Linked DNA regions of Homo sapiens: regions 1 and 2 are each linked to region 3. The links are chromatin loops, found by intact Hi-C in ENCODE. Cell type or tissue: IMR-90. All regions are shown on one strand.

Region 1 (8,000 bases), 240 kb after region 3:
TTCCTAAAAAATTTTTTTTTAATTGGCCAGGTGTCATGGTGTGTGCCTCTAGTCCCAGCTCTCAGCTACTTGGGAGGCTGAGGCAGGAGGATGGCTTGAGCCCAGGAGTTTGAGCCTGCAGTGAGCTATAATTGCACCATTGTACTCCAGTCTGGGCAACAGAGCAAGACCCTGTCTCAAAATAAACAAACAAACAAACAAATAAAATTTTAGTGGAAATATACAGATTTCTGCATGGTGTTAAGGAAAAAATTTATTTAACAACACTTCTTCAAGCTTGGTAAGGAAGACTTTACTCAGGACCACTGAGAGAGGTAGAGGGGCCAATGTAACGGAGCCCTGCAGTGGGGGAGGGATTGGGTTCAACTCCAAAAGCAGCACAGGCAAGTGGGGCTGTACAGCCAAGGGGCCGTGTGGGGTCAGCAGATAGAAAATTACTAAGAGTCAAGTTCAAGGGTAAGGGGGATCCTGGCTAAACCCAGCCAACAGGATTCTTGATGAAGGCAGGCTGAGGTGATCAGACATCACCTGGGGGAGGAGGAAACCTACTGAATATTAAGGGGAGCATATGTTGAAAGTGAAGGTTCTTGCTAAACTGGGTTAGCAGGGTTCTTCCTAAAACTGGATTTTACAAAGAAGTACACTAATGGGCCTAGAGAAGGTTCAGGAGCTGGACTGAAGTTTGGTTAAGCAAGGACTCTTTGTCAGTCGCTAATTTCCCAACTGCCTTTATGTCTTTGCTCAAATATCACCTTCTGTAAGCGGTCGGCCGTGACCACACCCCCAGGATGCCTGGGCCCCTGCCTTGCTCCGGTTTGTTTTTCCCATAGCACGTCTCATGCCACAAATCCCTCTAGAATATACTTATTTACTCAATGGATTTCTGTTGTCTGCCTTGCCCCACCAGCACCCAAGCTTGACAAGGGTGAGGTTTGGGCCTGCTTTGTCCCCATCAGGAGCCTAAGTGTTAACAGTCACATCTGCCAAGTGAATGACCAGATGTCAAGTGCTGTGAGTGAGCCGATGTGTGCCACCTCCTGGCTTTTGTCACACCAGGAGGAGGAGCCAAGCTTCGGTGACCTGCCCAGGATGACGCAGCCACTGTGCAGGAGTTAAGCCCCTGTGCCTGCCCCTGCCCACAATTCTCCTGCCTCCAGACCCCTTGCAGGAGCAGCACAGTCACAATCATGGCACTCCCTGTGGGCCTGGCAGCAAAGTCACACATACCTCACCTCTCAGAGAGATTTCTAGCTTCCAGGGAAGGATAAGGGATGTTTAAACTACTGGAAGTAATTGTCCAACAGAACATAACCTGAAAAAGCCAAATGAACGGAACACAGCTCTGAAACAAGAACAGGAATCAATGAGAGAAGAAGATTCTAATTATAGAACCCTGAATCTACTCACAACTTTCCCCAGAAAGCATCTTTTAAGTTGAGTAAGGCCAACTTCATTTCCAAGCACTGACTCAAAGGACGTTTCCAGAGCAGAGAATTCTAGAATGTTTCTTGATAATCCAATCTGGGTCACTCTTAAAAAAGATTTTAAATTTACTTCTTATCTATCTCTGTAGAAAGTGAGAAGAGAGGGGGTAAGTCCAGAAGACATGAATGGGGAAAGAAAACGTGCTATCTGTTGAGATATTTCAAAGGGACACCCATTTCCACCTACATGTTCCAGTTACTATGCTGCATAATGCGTTACCCAGAAACTTCACAGCTTGGAGCAACCCTCTTAACATGCTCACAGATTCTATTGGTCAGGGCTTCAGACCTGTTGGTCAGGGCCCAGCAGAGGATGGCTCCTCTCTGCTCCATGCTGTCCGGACCTCAGCTGGGAAGACTCCATGCCAGGACTTGAGCTGGAGCTGCTGAACCAAGCATCTTCCCATGGGCCACCTGTGACACTTGGGCATCTTCCCAGCACGGCCACCTTGAGGGGTGTTTAGACTTCATCCTTGACAGCTCAGGGACACAAAAGCTAGTGACCCCACAAACAAGCAGAAGCCTAATGGACTTTTCAAATGGACCCAGGCTTGGAAGTCACTCTGTGTCATATCTGCCACACCATTTGGGTGACAAATTAGTCACACAAGTCTATCCAGATTCAAGCTCCAAGGGGTAGAGATCACTCAAAGAATTTGTAATCATACAAAGGAAGAACAAACGGCTCTAAATCAAGTCACCCCCATTAAATTTTTTTTAACTAAAGACATCGTCTTCAGTCTTTTATTGTTTACTCCTAATGTGAAAAATTATTTTATTTTTAAAAATTGTGTTAAAACATATGTAACATAAAATTTACCATTTTATTTTTTTTTTTTTGAGATGGAGTCTGGCTCTGTCGCCCAGGCTGGAGTGCAGTGGTGCGATTTTGGCTCACTGCAACCTCTGCCTCCAAGGTTCAAGCAATTCTCCTGCCTCAGCCTCCTGAGTAGTGGGGATCACAGGTGCCCGCCACCACACCCGGCTAATTTTTTTGTATTTTTAGTAGAGATGGAGTCTCACCATGTTGGCCAGGCAGGTTTTGAACGCCTGACCTCAAGTAATCCACCCACCTCGGCCTCCCCAAAGTGCTAGGTTTACAGGCATGAGCCACTGTGCCCGGCCCATTTTAATTATTTTAAACTGTACAGTTCAATGGCATCAAGTACATTCCCATTGTTATGCCACCGTCGCCACCATCCATCTGCAGAACTCTTGCATCCTGTAAAACTGAAGCTCTGCACCCACTAAACAGCAACTCCTAGTTCCCCATCTCCCCAGCCCCCAGCAACTGCCATTCTACTTTCTGTCTCTATGATGTTAACTACTTTAGGATCCTCACATAAGTGGAATGCAGCAGTATATGTCCTTTTGGACTGCCTTATCTCACTCAGCATAATGGCCTCAAAGGTCTATGTTCTAGCATGTGTCAGAATTTCCTTCTTTCCAAGGCTGAATTATATTCCATTGTATGGAGAGGTCACATTGTATTTATCCACTCATCCGTTGATGGGCACTTTGGTTGCTGTACCTTTTGGTTATTGTGAATAATGCTGCTATGAACTTCAGTGTACAAACATCTCTTCTATCTCTGCTTTCAATTCTTTTGGGTATATTCTCAGAAGCGCAATTGCTGGATCCTATGGTAATTCTATTTTTATTTATTTATTTATTTATTTTTTGAGACGGGATTCTTCTCTGTTGCCCAGGCTGGAGTGCAGTGGCATCATCACAGCTCACTGTAGCCTCTGCCTTCTGGGCTCAGGTGATCCTCCCACCTCAGCCTCTTGGGTAGCTGGGACTACAGGCATGCATCATAATGCTTGACTAATTTTCTGTACTTTTAGTAGAGACAGGGTTTCACCGTATTTCTCAGGCTGGTCTCGAATTTCTGGGCTCAAGTGATCCACCCACCTCGGCCTCCCAAAATGTTGAGATTACAGATGTGAGCCACCATGCCTGACGGTAATTCTATGTTTAATATTTTGAGGAATAGCCATATGGTTTCCATAGCAACTGCACCATTTTACATTCCCACCTACAGTGCACAACAGTTCCAATTTCTTTCCATCCTTGCCAACTCGTGTTATTTTCTACTTTTTTGATGTTAGCCATCTTAATTGGTGTGAGTGATTAAATGCATTTTATTTACATTTGATCCTGAGAAAATCTCTTGAGATACCTACCATGATGATCACCCCAAGTCTTAGAAAAAAGAAAACTAAAGAGAAGAGAAGCTAGTAAGTGGTGTTGCCAGAATTAAAATCCAGGCCTGCCAATCACCAGTCTCTCCTAGTGGGGGCTGCTTGGAACTGAAGATCCCTCAAAATTCTCCAGTTCTTCTGGGAAGCCCCTCCCTCCCTTCCCCAGCCCCTGTCCCATCTCTCTTGCCTTGCCTGGCCACCCATCCTGTCTGAATTCACTAACCCGGAACCAGGTTCTAGTGGGACTCAGTGATGGCCACATTGACGTAAGCAGCCAAGGGAAGCAATATAGTGTGTAGAACAAGAGTCCTGAGGCTACGAATCAGATGCTAGGGTTGAAGGCTTGAGTCTGAGTGTGAGATTTCAGGCATTTACCCAAGAAACTCAACCAGTCTGGAGCTCAATTTGCTCTTCCACAAAATGGGAGGAAGCAAGGGGGTGGTGAGACCACGGGGAGATAAAATGAAGTGCTGAAATGACATGCAACGTGAGCCTTGTTGTTTGCAGTGTGCCATTTAGCTGTCGTTTTGGGGTGTTTTCCCTTAGAGGCTTCAGCTTATCCCTCTGCACTCCTAGCTGCTTTCTGCCGCTGGGCCGCAGCCGCGTTTCTGATGCCACCACGGAAGGGGAAAGCCGAGCAGTCCCTGCCATTTCGTGCTTTTAGGACGCAGCACAAAGTGTGCTGGGCAGAGCTTGGACTTCGAATGCAGACGGCTGGCTTCTGATTCCCCCTCTGCCACTGAGCAGCGGGGCGTTACTCTGCCTGGCTTCCTCTGCCACAAAATAGGCTTCCAAATGCCGTTTTGCGGGGCTGCTGCAAATGGAATTTGCTCATAGTTGTCCGGGGCCCAGCACTGTGTCTGAAATGCTGTAGATGCTCAATAAATGCTGGGTTATTCCCCTTGGTACAGAAAGAGGGCTGCAGGATGCAAAGGCCAAAATACTCCAGGAAATATGACGCTGAGCTGAGAGCGCATTGCTCCCTCTACGGTCAGATCTCCGTCCCGCGGTTTTTGCGGTCCCGACTATTGCTGTCGGAGGACGGCAGTGGAGCGACTCTATTCTTAATTCGACTCTTCCACCTGGTGGCGGATTGCTAAAATGCACTTTTGGAGTTGGGATCCAATTTGAATGCCCTGCTCAGAGCAATTTGAGGACTGGAGCCAGAATTGTCACTCTGTTCCACCCTCTAGCCATCCACCCACTTCGTTATTTCCATTGTCCTCCGGGACTCTCCTCTTTCCCCGAGCCCCCCAGCGGAGTAGACGCAGCTGTGAGGCTGCAGGACCGGAAGATTTGCGGTGTTCTTCCCGAGAGGGCTTTCTATGCCCAGAGATCAGGAGGATGGGAGAAAGAGAAGGGAAGGATAGGGGCCACGTGGACTGAAGGAGTAAGAAACCCGGGTCTGGAGACGGAGCTTGCAGTGAGCCGAGATCGCGCCACTGCACTCCAGCCTGGGCGACAGAGCAAGACTCCGTCTCAAAAAAAAAAAAAAAAAAAGAAAAAGAAAAAAAGAAAGAAAAAGAAGAAGAAGAAGAAAAGGAAAGAAAAGAAACCCAGGTCTTCTGGGGGCTGACGGGTTTCCATGGGGGGCCTTCTCACTTTTTTACTCCCTTAGGAGAGGCAACCGCCTTCCTTGGAGGCCAGGTTTGGAGGCTTCTCCACGAGATCACAGAAGTTCTGCCAACTCCCCAACCTGTCCAATGGGTCCTAGGCTCTTTATGCCTTAGAACAGAAGTCAGGGGACTTGGACACATTGTGGAGTGATATGGGACACTCTCTCCTCTGAGAAACAGATGACCCTCCAAGAGGCGCCAGCAGTGGAGCACTGTCTGGAGCATTTTGGGGTCCTGCTTGGAATGCTGCTATCTAATAAGCCTGGGGCGTTCTGGGGTGGCCACCTGGCAGCTTTTGGACCTGAGCCAACAAGTCTCTGTGATTTACCTCGTAGGATCATTCCTTTTGGGCAGTAGGTGGTGAGAAGAACAGTGTGAGGACATCAGCGCAACCAGCCATGGTTGGGAGCAGGAGACAGGGGCGCCTTGTATGTGCTCTCCAGGCTGTCCCCACCTCCTTCCATGTGCGATGTCAGTGCCCTGAATCAGAGTACTGGCTGGAAGGCCTTCCCCCCGAGCCCCTGCCACTGGAGCAGGTGGGAGTGTGGGCGTGGGGGGATGCTGGAGGAACATCCTCAAACCTGACACCCTGGTACAGCCCAAGGAAGAGGGGCTGATCATGGCTTCTCTGCCCATCTGAGCCCAGTCAGCGTCAAAAGCCCTTTCCAGGCAGCCTGGAGAACACCTTCCCACCAGGATGTCTTATTAATGAAATCAATAATGAAATCATTACCGAGGACATTATCAAATGCTCCTGCCTCTTCTGGGAGCTGCTGCTTAGAAAACAGGAAGGATGGGCTTTTCCCAAAACTCATGTTGAACGGTTTCAGACATCCAGAAAAGTTGAAACAACAGGTCTATGTCACTTAGATTCTACAATTCTTAATATTTTGTCATGCTTGGTTCCTTTCCACCTTTTCCATAGATGTAACACAGATATATGTAGATACACACACACACGCATGCACACATGTTTTTATGTGTGTGGGTCAGTTTGAAAGTTGCTGACTCGGTGACATTTCACCCTCTTTAACAGACATCTCTTAAGAATAGGGATATTCTCCTCTGTAACCATGAGACCATTACTGTACTTAAGAAAGTCACCAACAGTTCAGTAATACCTAATATTGAATCCATTTTCAAATTTTCAGAGTTGTCGCCTAAATGTCTTTGATGGCTGATTTTTTTTTTTTTTTGAGCTGGGATCCGATCAAGATCACATATTACATTTGCTGGTTATGGTTTTTTGTCTTTAGTCCCTTTTAATTTAGAAGGATTTAGCTGGGCGTGGTGGCTCATGCCTGTAATCTCAGCATTTTGGGAGGCTAAAGTGGGTGGATCACCTGAGGCCAGGAGTTCGAGACCAGCCTGACCAAAATGGTGAAACCCAGTCTCTACTAAAAATACAAAAATTAGCCGGCATGGTGGTGCACACCTGTAGTCCCAGCTACTCGGGAGGCTGACACAGGAGAATCACCTGAACCTAGGAGGCGGTGGTTGCAGTGAGCCCAGATTGTGCCACTGCACTCCAACCTGGGTGATGGAGAGAGACAGTCTCAAAAAAAAAAAAAAAAAAAAAGGAAAGAAAAAAAATTAAAAGGATTCTCTAGCCTTTTTTTAAAAAAAGAAATCTTCATGTCATTGACATTTTCAGAGCATGCAGATCAATTGTTTCGCAGACATTCTCTCACTTTGACTCTGTTGGGTCTTTTTCCTTCGTGACTAGAATCAGGTTTTCTGCACAAATCCTATGTGGGGAACGTGGGGTCCTTCTTGGTGCATGGCTTCAGAGGCACATGAGGCCAGGTTGTTGGACTAACAGTGATGCTGGTGACATCCCCTGGTTAGGGTGATGTTAGGCAGATCGATGTGTCATCTCCATCAGTATTGTTTCTGATGTCCTCATGGCCCCAGCATTAGTCAGTGGAAACCCATCAGACAACTTCCTATGTCTGTTTATCCTGGCCCTGATTAGTCTTCAATAACACCCTTGTTTCTGGCACCAGACATCCAAGATTTGCCTTGTCTCTTCCAGCCCAGACCTGGAACCACCTATTTCTCCAGGGAGGCCTGGTTCTTTGAGTGGAGAAGGGTATTTAAAAATCCAAGACTGGGACCTAACTGTGCTCCTCACTAGTAGACAGAGCTGGGCAATGGGCATATTAACTCAGGAGTGGATGCCGGTGCCAGGAAGAGGGTGTGGGACCCAGGGCAGAGGCACAGTCAGAGGTGTTGGCTGAGTGTCCGAAACCAGGGTCTGAGAAGGTCTGGAGTTGCTGGGAGAGCTGATAGGTGCCACCTTTGGGATTTTTCCTGACTTCAAACTCGATGACTCCACAGAGCCTGTGGCGAGATGCCTAAGTGATTAACTTCTGAGCAGGGCTGGAAGAAAGGCTTTGGGGCGCTGTGAGGTTGAGACCTTGGTGTGGAGGGAAATGTGGGCCTGTACTGCTCAGTCAGCCTCTAAGATGGGTGGGCTGCACACAATCACCCCTTCCCGGTCAGTGCTAGAGCTGGGAGTGGGGTGGGGAGGAAGTTGAGGGCCAGTCAGAGAAGAAGGAGGGGTGAGGGGGTGCCCCACTATGGGATCCCTGCAGTTGGGAACCCCATAAAAAGGCATCAAAACAAACCTGAGGCCAGGTGCGGTGGCTCATACTTGTAATCCCAGCACTTTGGGAGGTTGAGGTGAGTGGATC
Region 2 (8,000 bases), 110 kb after region 3:
GAACACATTACCAGCATGTGCTGCCCTTCCCATGGATGGACGTGGGGCCTGGTGGGCATCCGTGTATGTCTGTGTGTGTCTGGGCCCACTTCTCCGTACACACCAGCAGAAGCATGAACAAAAACCCACACACACACAGGCTTGGCAAGCATGCTGCCCCAGCAGGGCCAACCTCCTCCTCTACTCACCCTGTGCCCTAGACTGAGGGCCCCCTATGTGCCAGGCACTATGCCCACAGGGCTAGGGCACAGTGAGACCCTCAGAGGGCAGAGGGAGCTAGGCCAAGGCCACTTAAACAAACAGGAGGGCAAGGAGGGGCTCAAGACACGACCCGGTGATGGCACTGCACGGTGCAGGTGGCTGCACCAGGAGCCCAGCCAGCACTCACCCCCTGGGATGGCAGGTACTCAGACGGAGGGGCAGAGCGGGCCCAGGGTCTTGTGGCCGGTTAGAAAGACCACCTCCACCAGACTCCCACTCACTCAGCAGCACACTCTGACTTCCAAGCCTGCTACACTTTTCACCCAAGGCGCTTCTGCTCAAAAGCCACCTCTTCTAAGGAAACTTTACACACACGTGCACATATATACACACACACACACGCAGGCACACCTGCCCTTAGCAAAACATGCGCCCCCTCCCCTCTGAATGCCTAGCACAGTGCTGACTCAAAGGGACCAGAACTTGCTTGCAGAACTTACATGAACTCAGCCCTGCACTTCCCTCTGAGTGCCCCCAGCCCTGAGAACTGGGGAAGGTGCCCCATGAAGGAATGGGTCCTGGCCAGGAAGCAGGATCTCAAGGCCCACATAGGCCCTCCTGCAGCCACCCTGGTGGACACAGTCCCCTTCTCCCAGGCCCGGGCCCACAGCTACAGCCAAGTCAGCACTTGGAGAACGGATGGGACACCAGCATTACGGATTGGTGATAATAATGACGATATCAGCCAACTCAGATGAGAACCTCCTGGGAAACAGCTGTTAGGCCCAGCCTTGGTTTATTCCTCAGATGTACCCTATGAGGTCAACTCTTCATTATCACCACCTAGAGATGGGAAGCTAAGGCTGGGGGAACTCCTTCTACTTGACGAATGTCACACAGCTGTTAAGTGGCTGGGCTGGGGCTCAGCCCTAGCACTGTCCAACTCCTGGGCCTGAGATCTTAATCATGACACTGCCTTTGAGCTAAGTCAGCCTCAGAAAGACATTAACCCTGGTCAGAAACTTAAGACACTCACAATGCGCCCACTCTGTAAATGATGTGGAAAGAGATCGTTTATGGAAGTACTAACATGCTCTGAGGCATACTGCCCCTGGGGCTCTGTGTCCCTGTGTATCTGTGACTGTGTGAGTGCAGGCGTGTGCATGCGAATGTGTGCATGTGTGTATAAGTGTATGAAGGGTGCGTGTGGGTGCTGGGTGTGCACGTGGTGATGGTGTGTGTGACAGTGAGTGCGTGCATGGGTGCAGGTGCGTGGCTGTCCCTGTGTGCATGCATGCGTACGTGTGTGACTGTGAGCATGTGGTGTGTGAGTATGAGTGACAGCATGTCATTTTGGGTGACAGAGTGTGTCAGTGTGCAGGAGCAAGTGCTGTGTGTTTCTTCCAAGAGCCCTGGGCCTAGCTTCAGCGTGGTGGGGCAAGGAGGACCTTTCAGAGAAATTGTGAGGAATAGTGGCTGTGGATGATCTTTTTTTTTTTTTTTTGGAGTTGGAAGTCACGGCCTCAGCAGAGAATCCATTTTAGTAACAAGAGAAATGGAATGACGTGGCAAATTATAGTGTCTGACCAAATAAATTATTCCTTTCATTTTACCGTTTTGTTTGGAGGAGAGCTTTAAACCTCATCCTCAAGCATATTCAGCAAGTGCTTACTGAGCGGATTTGGCTGTAATTAATACGAATTTAACTTTCTTTTCTTTCCCAAGGCACTGAACTGGAGGAGAAACGGGGCAGGGCAGATTCCTCCGGGCTGTGGGTTGGGTGAAGGTTTAATAGCTTCACAGACCTGTGCAAGCTGCAAGGGCAAAAGGGAGAGGAAAAATATAAAACCTTTAATTGCTACTTCCCAAAATAACCTCAGTCCGCCTGTAATAAGCTTATGCTGGATTTTGATTCTTTTCACAGAGGAGAAAAAAATCAGGTTTAAATTTCTAAAACCAACATATTTTCCACAGGTTCCACCCTCAGCGTCTGTCTGGGGTTGAGAGCTCGAATGTCCTCGGAGTCTCCGGGCAGGGGCTCAGACAAGAGGCTGGCCTCACAGGTGCTTTCTCTGGTGAGAGAGCGGGGAGAACTAACGAACGTTTCCTCAGAGAAGCCACCTGGCCCGGGGGCCTTGGCCCAGCAAGCTGCTCTCATGCATAAAGAGGGCACTGAACCAGGGGGTGACACACTGGTCATCGATGGTGGAGGAACCAGGAGGACCCAAGGTTCACGGAAGCTTTAGAAGTCCATGGGTGTTTAGACCTGCTCCTCAGGCTCTCTTCAATAATTTCATTTTCTAAACTTGCAGGAAAATATACAAAACATAAAATGTACCATTTCCATGCCTTTTAAGTGTACAATTCAGAGGCATTGAGTACATTCACGTTGTTCCGCAACCATCACGACCATCCATCTCCAGAGCTTTTTCATCTTCCCAAATTGAAATTCTGCACCCATTCAACATGAACTCCTCACTCCTTCCTCCCTCCGGCCCCTGGCAATCACAACTCTGCTTTCTGTCTCTACGATTCTGACGACTCTAGGGACCGCGTATAAGTGGAATAAAACAGTATATGTCCTTTTGTGACTGACTTATTTCACTTAGCATAACGTTCTCAAGGTTCATCTGTGCTGTGTCCGAATGTCCTTCCTTTTTAAGGCTGCATAACAGCCCTCTGTATCACGCACCACATTTTGTTTATTCATTCATCCATCAATGGACCCTTGGGTAGCTTCCACTTTTTGGCTATTGTGAATAAGGCTGCTATGAACATGGGTGTGCAAATATCTCTTCAGGACCCTACTTTCAACTTTTCTGAGTCTAAATCCAAAAGGAGAATTGCTGGATTGTAAGGTAATTCTGTTTCATTTTCCAAGGAACTCCCATACTGTCTTCCAAAGTGGCTGCACTATTTCACATTCCCACCAGCAGTGCACAAGGAGGCCAACTTCTCCACATCCTCACCAGCACCTGTTCTGTTTTCTGAGTGTTTTTCTTAATAGTAGCCATCCTATTCACACAGTATGGGTATGAATCCCCACTGACTCTTCATCACCCGCTCACAGGCAGAGGCACTACTTAGAGACGCCGGGCTCACCACTTAGCAAGAAGCATATCAGCAGACACTCGGGTTTGGCTGTGCCAACTCCGCTGTCCTGAAAGAAGACAGCCACGGGTCTGGGCAACATAGTCATATGTTTGTGTTTCTGGGCTGGCTCTGAGGGAAGCCTAGAGGTCCCTGAAGCACTCATCCGGTCACGGATTTAGTCAACAAACCACTGGCATGGGCAGTGCCAGGCCCTGTTCTAGGAGCTGGGGACACAGCAGTCCCTCATGGACCCATGGGAGTCACCACACAGTGAAAGCGAAATGGTGGGAGCCCCACTTGTCCCGGGAGCCGCCAGTGGTTATGCGTGGCTGGGGTGTGGGGAGATGTGGCAGGCTGGGAAGTCACTATGGAGAATGTGCCAGCATTTGAAGGGGAGACAGAGGAAGCGGGAGCCGGGCAGGTTGCCCAGGCGGATCTGAAACGGGCTCTGAGCTGTCACTGGGGACCGCAGGTACAGAGGGACTGAACTGCCTGCTTCTCAAATCATTCCCGAAAGGCCTGGGGTCAAGAGGCCATAGGCATTGGAATCCCATGGGCCTGGGTTCAAAGCCACTTCCCCAACCTGTGTGACGCAGAGTACATGCTCTCTGAAACTCAGGTCCCTAATCTGTAAAACGGCAATGCAGGGAATCCCATCTTTTGCCAAGATTAGACACGAAAGACCATACATGAGATAAAAATCTCCACCACTCCAAAGCACCTCTGCCCACCTCAAGCAAGGTCCCACACGGAGGGGACCCCACTTCCTCCAGAGTGCAGTCCAGCGGTCTCCTCTGTGTGGAGACGCACACTGCCTCCCAGATCGAACAGCAGCAGAGGGAGGGGGCTGGCTGGGTTCTGGGCCTGTGCATGAAAACTGTGTATATAAACATCAGAAGCTGAATAAAAACTCCAGCTCTGGAGCCTGCAGTACAGGAGGCACGAGTAAATGTAAACAGGACGGCAGACCCTCACGCCCAACCTGGCTCTGGCACATTCAGACTGGGACGAGGGCACTGCTTCAGCTGCATGCACTCAGCCCCTCTCTGTCTCAGCTTCTCCCCTCTCTCCCTCTCTCCTCCATGCTGAACTTGCTAAGTTGGGTGCATGCAGATGCATGCCAGCCACAGCTCCCTCCCACCCCACCCAGCCGGGTTGGAAGCCTCGCAGCTGTCTCTGGACAGAGCCTGGCCACGGCCCAACGCTCTGCTCTGTCATAACAAAGGCGGCCGTCACCAGGCAGCCTCCCATCGTGCCCAGCAGTAAGGGCCTGTGGTGTTCTCACCCAGCATCCTATCCCTCCCTGGGACACTGCTGGGCCACAGCTGGAGTGCAAAGCTCTGAGCAGCCAAGGCTTGTGCAAGGCCATCTGCGAACCAGCAGCCACAGGAAGGAGCGCTCCTGTGATCCCTGGCCAGATTATCCAAACATCTCCTGGCCTTGGGGCTTAGCCCTAGGGGCAGGGGTAAGACTTGTCAGAAGACACCCACAGGGATCTGATGTCTGCAGGAAGCACCAGGAGGGGGACATGGAGGGAGGGCTGTCATCAAGGCAGCTTTCCTGGAAGGAGCAGGCAAAGGACAGGCATCTGGGCAGAAGGAGCTTACAGCCAGGTGCACACTCACAGTCCGGTGCACGCTCACAGTCAGGTGCATGCTTACAGTCCAGCACACACTCACAGCCAGGTGCACACCCACAGCCAGGAGCACACTCACAGCCAGGAGCACACTCCTTACAGCTAGGCACACACTCACAGTCAGGTGCACACCCACAGCCAGGTCACACTCACAGCCAGATGCACACTCACAGCCAGGAGCACACTCCTTATAGCCAGGTGCACTCACAGCTAGGCGCACACAGTCCAGCACACACTCACAGCCAGGCGCATTCACAGCCAGTTGCACACTCCTCACAGCCAAGCACACACTCACAGCCAGGTGAGGTTGTTTTAATGTGAGGGCAGTGAGTGGCTGCACAGGTGGACAGGGCCAGGCCTTCCTTGGGCTTTATCATGTATTTGTAAAACCTGAGTGATAAATGGGCTCCTTAAACAGGAAATGCATTCTTTCAGATTCTAAGTACTTGCTTCAATTCTCCCAAAACTCCCAAATCATGGCAGTACCAATGGCTATAAGAAATATCATGGGGGCCAGGCACAATGGCTCACACCTGTAATCCCAGCACTTTGGGAAGGGGACCACTTGAGGTCAGGAGTTCGAGACCAGCCTGGGCAACAAGTTGAAACCCTGTCTCTATAAAAAATACAAAAATAAGCCAGGTGTGATGGCAGGCACCTGTAGTCCCAGCTACTTGGGAGGGTGAGGTGGGAGGATTGCTTGAGCCCGGGTGGTCGAGGCTACAGTGGGCCACGATTGTGTCACCGCACTCCAGCCTGAGCAACTGAGCGATAACCTGTCTCAAGACAAAACAACAACAACAACAACAAAGAAATGCCATGGGGACATCCTTTGTCAGGTGTGTCACTGACAAGGGAGTTCAGGTCCTCATGTCCCACTTGGTTGGAACATCAGGCTGTGGGACACCTTATCTCAAAGCAAGGCCCTCAGGACAGGCTTACATCCTCAAAGACCAGCTGTGTCATTTGGGGTAAATGACTTGCCCTCTCTGACCTCCTCAGAGTCAGTTTGACAGGTGCTGGTGTAGACCCAAAGGGGGCCCAAAGGGGCTTACAGCCAGAGATGGAGCAGGGGGCAGTGGCTAATGACAAGCACCTGGAGGGACACTCTGGAGCCGCCATTCTGCCATCTCTGAGCCCCAGCGCTCGTGAACGTAAGAGCCAAAGCTCAGAGGGTGGGCCTGAGGATCAGCAGCTTCCCGGGGTGGCGAGGGACAATCACCTGTATCAGGGTGGGGGCCCACACCCCTGTAAGGGGGAAGGCTGCTGCCAGAGCACCACTCCACACAGTCCCCCTGGCCAAGGGGCAAACTCGTAACAGTCAAGGTCAACACAGCGAGTAAATTTGTTGCTGCCTCCCTCTTCCTCCCTCTCTATCCCCCTACTTACCTTCCCCATCCAACAGCCTTCACAGGGTCTTTTTCTCCTCCACCAGCTACGTGATGTGGGGTAAGTGACTTAGCTTCTCCGAACCTGGGTTCCACTGGTGCTTTAGCTGCTATACTGCCTCCCACTGCTACAAAGTCATCCCAACGGAATCCCCCCAAGATATGAACGTTTAGATCTCCAGAGCAGACGAATCAGAAAAACCTGGTTCTTTCTTTGTTAAATAAAGTTAATTCACCATAGAATTCCATTAATTAATGAACTGCCTTTATGCCCATAAAATATGAATAATTTTGGTCCATGCATGGTTTTACAGGAATACGGCAAATTACACAGTGACGTGGAATGGCAGGGCCACCAGGAATGTGAACCCTTTTGTGGGTGCAGAAAGGAAACCCCTCCCTTGGCCTGCATGGTACTGCGCCTTCGCCTAGGCCTATCGGAATCCCACACGGCTTCACTTCCGCACATGCCACAAGCTCCCAGGGAGTGGCTCCATCTGCCCAGAGACATCCCCGGGACTCCACCCTGAGGCCCAGCTCTCCTCTCCACAGCCCACAGCCGGGAGATCTTCCCATAAGAGAATCAGGGAAGGATTCCGATCCCTGCCTTCCAATGCTAGGCATTCCATAGATGTCCCCAGGCTACCCACTTCTGTGTGCTCCCCACATCCCACAGCAAAAATGCTATAAGAGGGCAGATCAGAAAGAATGTCACATCACTCTCTCATCCTCTCCCACTAGCAGCTCCAGCCCGAATGCTCTGTGGTGTTAAAGCACACTTCAGCGTGTACTGGGCGAGTGATGTCCCTCTCTGCCTCCTCCACACCTGCCCAGGGACTGGAACCTGCACCCAGAAATGTGGGTTTACTTAATGATGGGGGGGATTTCTCCCCCAGCCCCACACACAACTCCAGTCCCTTCCCCCCACTGTATGGCTAAATTTATAGATTTGGGATTGCTGTAAATTATAATGTAATTATATCACACCGGGGGCAGCTTCCCACGGCAGAAATTAAAAAGCAATTCAGGTAAATGATCTTTAGCTACAGTGGAGCGTCCCTGCAGAACTCATTAAGTCCGGGACCAAACGGCATACCAAAGACGGTGTGCGGCCGCTGCATGTCAAACACAGCCTCGCCTGGGAAACACACAGCCGGGTGGCGGGGGGTGCAGGGGGTGGGAGCAGGTTCCCTGTTGGGATGTCCTTCATCCACCTCTCACATCCACCTCTGTGCACACCTGTCCAGGTGTCTCCTCCAATGCCCCCTCAGCCTCCCAGTCCTAGACCACTCCTGCAAGATTCCCCTTAGAGAAGGAAACTCAAGGTTGCCTGAGGAAGAGCTAGGGTAAGGGGCAGAAGATGGGTTCAGAGTGTACTGAAAATAAAATCAGATGGGAAATTTGCCATTTGGGTTGCATTCGTACCATTTCCTCTGAAGCTTTGAATTTCAAAAGCCCAGGGAGTTACTTTTGTGTGTTTTGTTGTTGTATTTTAACGTCCTTAATTGAACCTTCCATTGGAAGGGAAGTATGGCATGGAAAGAAAGAACTGGAAAGAAACATACTAACATGTGAGTGAGGGTCATCCTTGGGAGGTGGAATCAGGGAAGAACATAATGATATGTTCATTGGGCTTTTCCACAGTCATCACATTTTCAATCACTTTAATAATCAGAAAAATA
Region 3 (8,000 bases):
TCCCCTGGCAGGCCTAATTTCAGCTGATCCCCAAGGTGACTCTGGGGCAGTGCAGACTGAGGGGGCCACCCCCACTGATAAGCAGAATCTGGACTCTGAAGTCACAGATCTAGGTCTGAATCATGGCTTTGGTGCTGTTGCAGCCTCAGTGCTATGTGCCCTGAGCCTCAGGATCCCTTGCCTGCAGGTGGGGCAGCTGTGAGGTAGGATGAGCCAAGCATGGAAAGCATGCAGTGTAGCACCAGGCACTTAGTAGGTGCTCAATTAGTGCTCACCCCGCTCATCTAGCAGATGAGCAAATGGAAGCAGCTCAGAGAGTGCAGCAGACCCAGGCCACACCTTTCGGCATCAAATCCCAGGACCCTTCCCCATCTGCTGCCATGAGATTTTTGGTGGGAGATAAAAGGTCAAGGTAATGAGCACTCTGCACAGCCATGTGTAACTCAGCATGCAGCTGGCTGGGCCTAAGCGAGCATGCCAGACCCTCGGAGTGGGTGCTGTCCCTGGGAGTGAGAATGATGGGGGATGTGTACCTGGACGGTGTGTAGCTTCTGCCTGAGAAACAAGTAAGACTTTGAGGGCTGGGGAGGAGAAAGGAGGGCATCTGGCCTGAGCACCGCCTGAGCCAAGGTGTGGGGGCAAGAACCGGCATGTTCCTTAAGGTGTGAGAGAAAGGGAAGGAAGTGCAGGGATTGGGGCCCCCACACCCCAGCCTCGGTGCCTGCTTGGAGAAGCTGAACAATGTGGAGCTGAGGGCTGCTGACTCACCCAGACTCAGCACCAGCCATCAGGGCGGGCTGTCCCACTCGGGGGTTGGAGTCAGAGGAGAAGCCCACCCTTGGCATGCCAGAGATGGCTTTGCTCCAAGATCTGTGCTGGTGGCTGGGGCCAGACACAGGCAGGAACAGCTCCTTCATGTCCCATTTAACAGACAGCACTGCTGAGTCCCAAAGCACCAGGGGCATGGCCACAGTGAGGCCAGCGGCAGCAGCGGGTGGGAACACAGGCACCCGGATGCCCCCAGACTGGTCCAACAGCTGTTGCTGATGAAGAGAAAAGGAGGCCCAGTCACTTGGGGATATGAGCCTACAAATCTCACCACCTGCCTGCTTCTCAGGGTGACTTATGACCTCAGTGGCAGCAGGCGAGGGGCCACAATCCCATGTGGCCAGGGCCTGCCTCTCCCCTCTGTGTCCTGTATGCCACTCTCTGGTCCTTGGCCATGCTTGCCTCTCACAGCTTTGCCCTTTGATGTCTGCACCTCCAGTCATGCCCTTCCCCTCTTCATCCCTTCCCCCAGTTAACTCCTGTTCTCCTCCCAGAGGTGCCAGCTCAGGGACCTCTCACCCAAGGTGCCCCCTAGCCCCAGGTCAAGGTCAGGATCCTCCTACGGTGCTTCTGTGTTAGGTGGCTCCTTCCTCTGACCTGAGCACGTCCATCTCAGCTGATGACCAGATATCCTCAGCTGTGAGCTCACAGGCCTCCTGTCTCCTGTATCCGTTTCTGTTCATACGCTGGCCCTGCACCTGGCTCCGCACATGCCAGGGACATACAGCATGCTCAAATACGTGTGTGCTGAATGAATGAATGAATGAATGAGTGAGTGAGGGCGTGAACGAATGAATGAATGAGTGAGTGAGGGTGTGAACGAATGAATGAATGAGTGAGTGAGGGTGTGAACGAATGAGTGAATGAATGAATGAATGAATGAATGAAAGAGGGCGTGAACGAATGAATGAATGAATGAGTGAGGGCGTGAACGAATGAGTGAATGAATGAATGAATAAAGCAGGGAGCGTGTCCAGGGAAGAGCACAGACACTACTGCAGAAGACATGGGTCCCGGCTCACCTCAGCTCACTCCTGCCTGGGAGCACGTATGTGCCGTCTCTGAACAGTTACGACAGTGATCTTACAAATCTGTTGTGAGGAGCAGAGGGAAGGCACGTGGGGGGCTCATGAGATCTCCCAGAGATATGTCCATGTTCTATCCCCGGAACCTGTGAACAAGAACTTACTGGGAAAAGGGATTTGACAGATGTGATTAAGACAAGGATTTGGAGATGAGGAGATTATGGGTTACCTGAGTGGGCCCTACATGCCATCATGGGGTCTTTAGACAGCAGAGTAAGATCTGAGACACAGAAGATGAGATGGCCATGCGACAGGGAGACAGAGACTACAGGGAAATGGCCAGGAGCCAAGGAAAGTTGGCAGCACCAGAAGCTGGGAAAGGCAAGGACAGAGTCTCCCCTGGGGGTCTCTGAGGGTGCACAGCCCTGGTGACACCTCGATCTTGTTCCAGTGATACTGATTTTGGACTTCTGACCTCTGAAACCGAGAGAACATATTTCTATTGTTTGAAGCCACTGAGTTCGTGGTACCGTGTTACAGCAGCCCCAGGAAATGAACTCGTCATGGAAAGCATGTTGCATTGGCCTAGAGTTGGCCCTAGGGAGGTGGCAGACATCACCGTCACTAGTGCCATCGTTCTTCTGAGACTAAACTCTTAGCAGGGCTCCTATTTATTGCTCGGAATAACCAGGTTCCAGTAGATGCTCCCTTTGAGGCAGGCTGGCAGGGTAGGGGAACTCCTGTGCTGGGTGGAGGAAGGTGTCTGAGTCCTGCGTTCCCATCCCCATGTGCACAGGGCTGTGGAGCGGGCTTTCCCCCCTGCCGCCTGGATTTCATGGTCACTGACTCCCCATAGCCAGAATCCACCCAGCACACAGCCCCAGCATGCCATTTCCTCCTGCCTCGGAACCGCTGGCTTGTGTACACCAGCCCTGCCTTTGGGCCAAGATGCCTACCACCCACCAGGATCACAGGGCCATGGGTGGGTCCACGGAGCTCCAGAGTGGAGACACTGGGACCTTTTTGCTGTTGCGGAGCTGCTCAGGACCAGGTGCCCACTTCCTCAGAAATGCTGGGCAGGCGTCCTCTGGGCCCACTGACCTGCTGGAAAGGAAGCTGGAGTCCCCAAAGCTTGCCCTGCATCTCTTCCTCCCCAAACTGGAACTTCTTACTGCCAGGACAGGGCGTGCATGTGTCTGCTCTCCCAGGGCCTCCCTGGAGAGCAAGGCCAGCTCCTGCCACCCTCGGCTCTACCGACAAATAGAAACAGAGCTCCAGAACGCTCCTCTGGATGGAATTCAATCTCCTCCCCAGGGTTTTCGTTTGTTGGTTTGAGTTTTGTTGTTTGGTTTTGTAGGTGAAACTGTACACTGGCAAGCTTGCTTACCATGTTTCCCATACATTTGTTTTAAAAAGTTCTAGAAATCAAGTCCTTTCCAAAATGTACTAAGGGGATTTGCATTTTTTAAGAGCCATACAGCAAATTCTTTTGGAAAACAATGGAGAACTGTCCCTTCCTCAAACTGAAGCGCAGTCCATGTCTTTTATCAATCTGCACTCTCCTGTGTGTCTGGTGGCAGTCTGTCCTCATGGGGAGGCTCTGTGTACGGGAGCTGAGGCCGCAGTTTGCAGACATTCATTGCTGATCTGTGTCTGCGTCCACACGTCACTCCCCCGGATCAGCTGATGTTTACTGAGCATGGGCCTCTGATGGCACTGATGGTGGGGAGCTGGGGGTCTGAGGCCGACTTGGCCAGGGCCCCACATGCACCCAGGTAGTGAGGGAGCAGGTGTGGGGAGCTGGGGTTCTGAGACAGACCCGGCCAGGGCCCCGCATGCACCCAGGTAGTGAGGGGGCAGGTGGCTGCAAACCTGACTGACAAGTGCTATGCCCCACATTCCCAAGGTCTACTCTGAATCCACAAGTGCACAGATCTCAGCAGACCCCCTGAGTGCCCATGAAGCCATGGTGATGGTAAGACAGGGTGCTGCTGCTTGGCAGGCATTCCCAAGACCAGTTACGAGCTCAGGAAATCACAGGCCCTCAATCCCATAGTTCACACTGGTGCTTTGGCCGAATCACCATGCCAGGACCTCTGGGGTCACAGAGAGAGAATGGACACTGACTATAGCCTTCTAACAGTATACAAGGTGCTGGAGCAGGAAGAGGGGTGGGAGGAAAATAATTCACCCACTCTGTTGGTGCAATCTGAGAGGGCTTCCTGCAGGAGGTGGCATCTGAACTGTGCCCAGACTCTTATAAGAGAATGGAATGGAGGTGGTGAGTAGTATAGGCCTGGTGTTCTGAGATGGGAGAATAGCTGAATAAGGACATGTTGTATTGGGGAACAACCACTATAGTCCAGAGGCTGAAGGTCTGACCAGACATCTGGGTGGGAGGAGAACATGCAGGGAAAAACATAGTAGAAATGTCGGTAACCTACCTGAGCTATTTTACAATGGGAACTTCTCTTCACCCAAACCTGCCATCAAGGCAGTGAAGAGACCAGGCACGAACTGGGAGAGGATATTCACAACACATGTTGCTAACCACATAATGAGTAACCTTAGTGTGCAAAATACTTATTCAAATAATGGGAAAAAGACGACCTCATAGAAAAATGGGCAAAATAGCCCAACAGACATTTCCCAAGAAGGAAACATTAGTGGCCCATAAGCATGTGAAAGAACACTCAAGGTTCATTAGCAATAAGGGAAACAGAAAATTAGAATCACAGAAAAGAGCCATTTTGGCAAAAATTAAAATGTAGAGGCCATCACCTCCAAAGTGATGGGGCAAGGATATCACAAGGATACAGGGCAAGGCCAGCTCTCAAACTCTGCTGGTGGGAGTGAGTGTTAGCAAAACCAGCGGGCGAAGTCTGGCAATGTCTAGGAGGGTGAGAACATGAATCCACTGTGACTCAGCATTTCCATTCCCAGACATGCATTTACCTTAAATAACCCCGCACTTGGGGCCCAGAGGATGGTATAAAAGTGTTTCTGCAGTCATGTTCAAATTAGCAAAAACAGACACATCCCAAATGCCAGTCAACATAGACTGCTTCGGAGCAGCCCAAATGAATGAAGAGCCCTACACATTAGCAGGAAAATCTTCGGAAGAACGTGGAGTATGAAAGCAAGTTCCCGAAGAATACCTCTGCAATGATTCCATGTATATAAAGCATGACAAAGCAAAACGAATTAATACATTGTTAGGGGAGTCAGACACAAGGTAAAACCGTCATAAGATGTGAGGGGTGATAAACTCTGAATCCCAAAGAATGGTGGGATGGGGAGGACCTGAGGCAGGAGATTGGGGAGCACACGGGACCTCAAAGGTGCTGGCATGTCCTCAGTCCTTAGAGTGAGCAGGGGATAAGGGTGTATATGTCATAATTACTCAGATATCTTAAACATGCTTTTGTTGTTCTTTTTTTTTTTCTGAGATGGAGTTTCGCTCTTGCCCAGGCTGGAGTGCAATGGCGCCATCTCAGCTCACTGCAACTTCCGCCTCCTAGGTTCAAGTGATTCTTCTGCCTCAGCCTCCCCAGTAGCTGGGATTACAGGTGCCCACCACCACGCCTGGCTAATTTTTGTATTTTTAGTAGAGACGGGGTTTCGCCATGTTGGCCAGGCTGGTCTCGAACTTCCGACCTCAGGTGATCCCCCTGCCTCGGCCTCCCAAAGTGCTGGGATTATAGGCGTAAGCCACCACACCTGGCCACTTTTGTTGTTCTTTTGCATGTTTTCAATAATCAATAAGACCAATTTTTTTTTTAAAAGGATGGCTGGGTAGAAGTAGTCTCTGGTTTAAGTTGGCTGAGTGGATAGGGATTCCGGGAGCAGGACGGCTACAGGGCTGGCGCTGGTGGGGAACTCAGGGCTGGTGGTGGTGGTGAATGTGTGTGACTGCTGGAAATCATCTGAGGCTCAGTCGTCTACATGATCACTCCATGGGCCCTCTTGGCCACAACATCTATCTGTTGTCCAGGCTCCCTCCAGGCCAGCCCTAGCCCCGTCTGCAGCAAACACGCATCCCATATATGCGACCTGCACTCACCCCGTTCCCATCAAAGACCCGGACACCACACCAGACCTGGCCAGCTTTCAGCTGTCACTCCCTATGCAGAGCTGTAATAAAGAAATCACCGTTTTCAGTTGACAAAGAGCAGATTTCTTACTAAGTAAACACTGATGTTTTGGTAGGGAAATTAAGTTATAAAATTGTGCCTACAAAGGAGGCAATACAGATGGACTTGGTTGCAATCTAGCCACGTGGTCCACAACAGTTGATTCATGCACTCACCCTTTATCAGTTTTCCCCTGGGAGCAGAATAAGAAGGTTATCAGTTTTTGCAAACAGAAAACCCAAAAAGCATAAAAGATAAGGGGATTATCAGGGAGACGTTTTTCCTAGCAAAGTGAAGACATTGGTGGAGCAGGGTAGGGAGGGGAGGAGTGAGGTGTGGGGCCTGTTGGAAGCCTTGGGTTTACTCCTTCTGTGCAGTGGAACCAGGAATGTGTCTGGGTCCGGGGAGGAGGCCCTGGGGGAGTCGGTCCTGCTTAGGCCCTCTCCAGGTGAACTGCACCACTGACCTCCGAGTACAGGGGGACTTTGTCTGTAATAGAAGCTGCCATGGGCTGAGCACTGCTGAACCAAATCTTCCAGAAAGTCAAGGGTTTAAAGCCATGGGCGGGAATAAGGAAATAGGAGATAAGATGTGCAGTCTTGGGAGTGGGGTTTGTGGGGAGCGGCCTTCGTTAGTGGGAGAGATTTCATTATATTTCACTGGAGGCCTGGGTTTTAGTGATGAGAAAGGGCCTGGGTGGCCGGCGGGCTGGATAGAAACTCCTCCACAGTGAGATTCTTAAACTCTGGCCCAGCCTGCCAAAGTGGTGTGTGGAATTTCCTTTCCTGGATGCCTGTCAAAACTAGCTGGAGAATCCTGAGCAGCTCACATATATCTCTTCTTCGAGGTGGGTGTGCTGCTGATTTTTACCAAGCCTTCATGAGTATGTGCTTTGAAAAGATTCCCCTCCTTAGTGGCACTGGTGTCTGCCTGGAAGTGGAGGCCCCTCATTGGAACAGGGCAACCTGAAGAAGGTGGTAGGGCCCCCAGTGGGTGGGGTTGGGGAAAGGCTGGGACGTGGGGGGAGGCCTTCATGCGTCCCCGCTGATAAGCGCTTTCTGTTCCTGTATTCCTGGTGCTCTGGGCTTCCCATACCCCCTCTTCCAGCATACCACCCTGTCATTGGCCAATTTCTGCCCTCTCCCCAACCAGATCATGGGGTCTATGTGGGCAGCAAGACTGTGCCTCCTGGAGGTAGAAGGGGCATGTAGTTTGAGAAATTAGTGGGTGCAATGCACACTATTCAGGTGATAGATACTCTAAAAGTCCTGACTTCACTGCTACAAAATCTATGCATGTCACAAAATTGGACTTGCACCCCATAAATTTATACAAATAAAAATTCTATTAAAAAAGACTGTGCCTCCTTGGGCCCGTATCCCCAGTGCCTGGCATGAGGCTGGCACACATGGTCCCTGGGTGAGTGTCCTCAGAGGAACGAGCATTAAGAACATTCCCCACTGAGTTAAGCAACTCTGAACTCTTGCTACTTTGTTTGGGCAGCACAGGCCAAGTGTACATTTCAGAGGTGCAGTCCTTGGAAGGAGGGGATGGAGGGATGGGGCTCCTGACATGTCCAGCGTACTTTTTGACGGGCACCAGACATACCATCAGTGCTGGCTGCAGTGACAGAGGCTTGAGGGCAGCAGCAATTTCTGACCTTTTTAAGCAGTGCCTCAGGGGCAGGGCACTGCTCACATTTTCCCTCAGCAACACCTTGACTCGGGCTGGCAGGAGTGGCCTCAAGTGACAGCACTTGGGATACAATAAATCCAGCAACAATGAGTTTGGCTGAATAAATGAATGCATCTGGCAGTGGCGTCAGCTTCCACCGAGTGGACAGTCTGAACATGTGCAGTCTAAGAGGACTCCCCACCTCAAAGGCCAATCCACCCCACCAATGCCTGAAACTTTACTGTTAGTGATTAATTCCTTTGGGTTGATTACTGTTCTGTTTCCATGTCTGCAGACAGAAACAACACACTGCAGCCCTGAGAACCATGGCGAGACTCTC

The links. Peaks named below come from ENCODE experiments on the same cell type or tissue, not always from the same donor. Only the 100,000 strongest peaks of a DNase experiment are listed, where the experiment ranks them.
Region 1: a loop joins it to region 3, with 2.8 times the contacts of the local background. A loop is called at or near these places in 12 of 110 quality-filtered maps.
Region 2: a loop joins it to region 3, with 2.8 times the contacts of the local background. A loop is called at or near these places in 2 of 110 quality-filtered maps.

Annotation. Positions count from the first base shown.
Region 1 is chr2:120,692,545-120,700,544 of GRCh38, reverse strand. No RefSeq gene overlaps it. Among named protein-coding and RNA genes, the nearest start is that of GLI2, 39 kb to the left of the region's middle. In IMR-90, a CTCF peak has its summit at 4,745 (motif pointing left); a DNase peak (open chromatin) is centred at 4,704.
Region 2 is chr2:120,822,567-120,830,566 of GRCh38, reverse strand. All of the region lies in intron 2 of GLI2 (GLI family zinc finger 2), which reads right to left. Among named protein-coding and RNA genes, the nearest start is that of GLI2, 91 kb to the right of the region's middle. RefSeq lists enhancers at 4,838-5,645, 5,646-6,453, 6,454-7,261 and a silencer at 6,754-6,965. In IMR-90, no CTCF peak of the experiment used is centred here; a DNase peak (open chromatin) is centred at 4,566; H3K27ac peaks cover 1,665 bases.
Region 3 is chr2:120,936,579-120,944,578 of GRCh38, reverse strand. All of the region lies in intron 3 of GLI2 (GLI family zinc finger 2), which reads right to left. Among named protein-coding and RNA genes, the nearest start is that of GLI2, 200 kb to the right of the region's middle. RefSeq lists enhancers at 252-838, 839-1,427. In IMR-90, no CTCF peak of the experiment used is centred here; DNase peaks (open chromatin) are centred at 4,758 and 6,768; H3K27ac peaks cover 3,498 bases.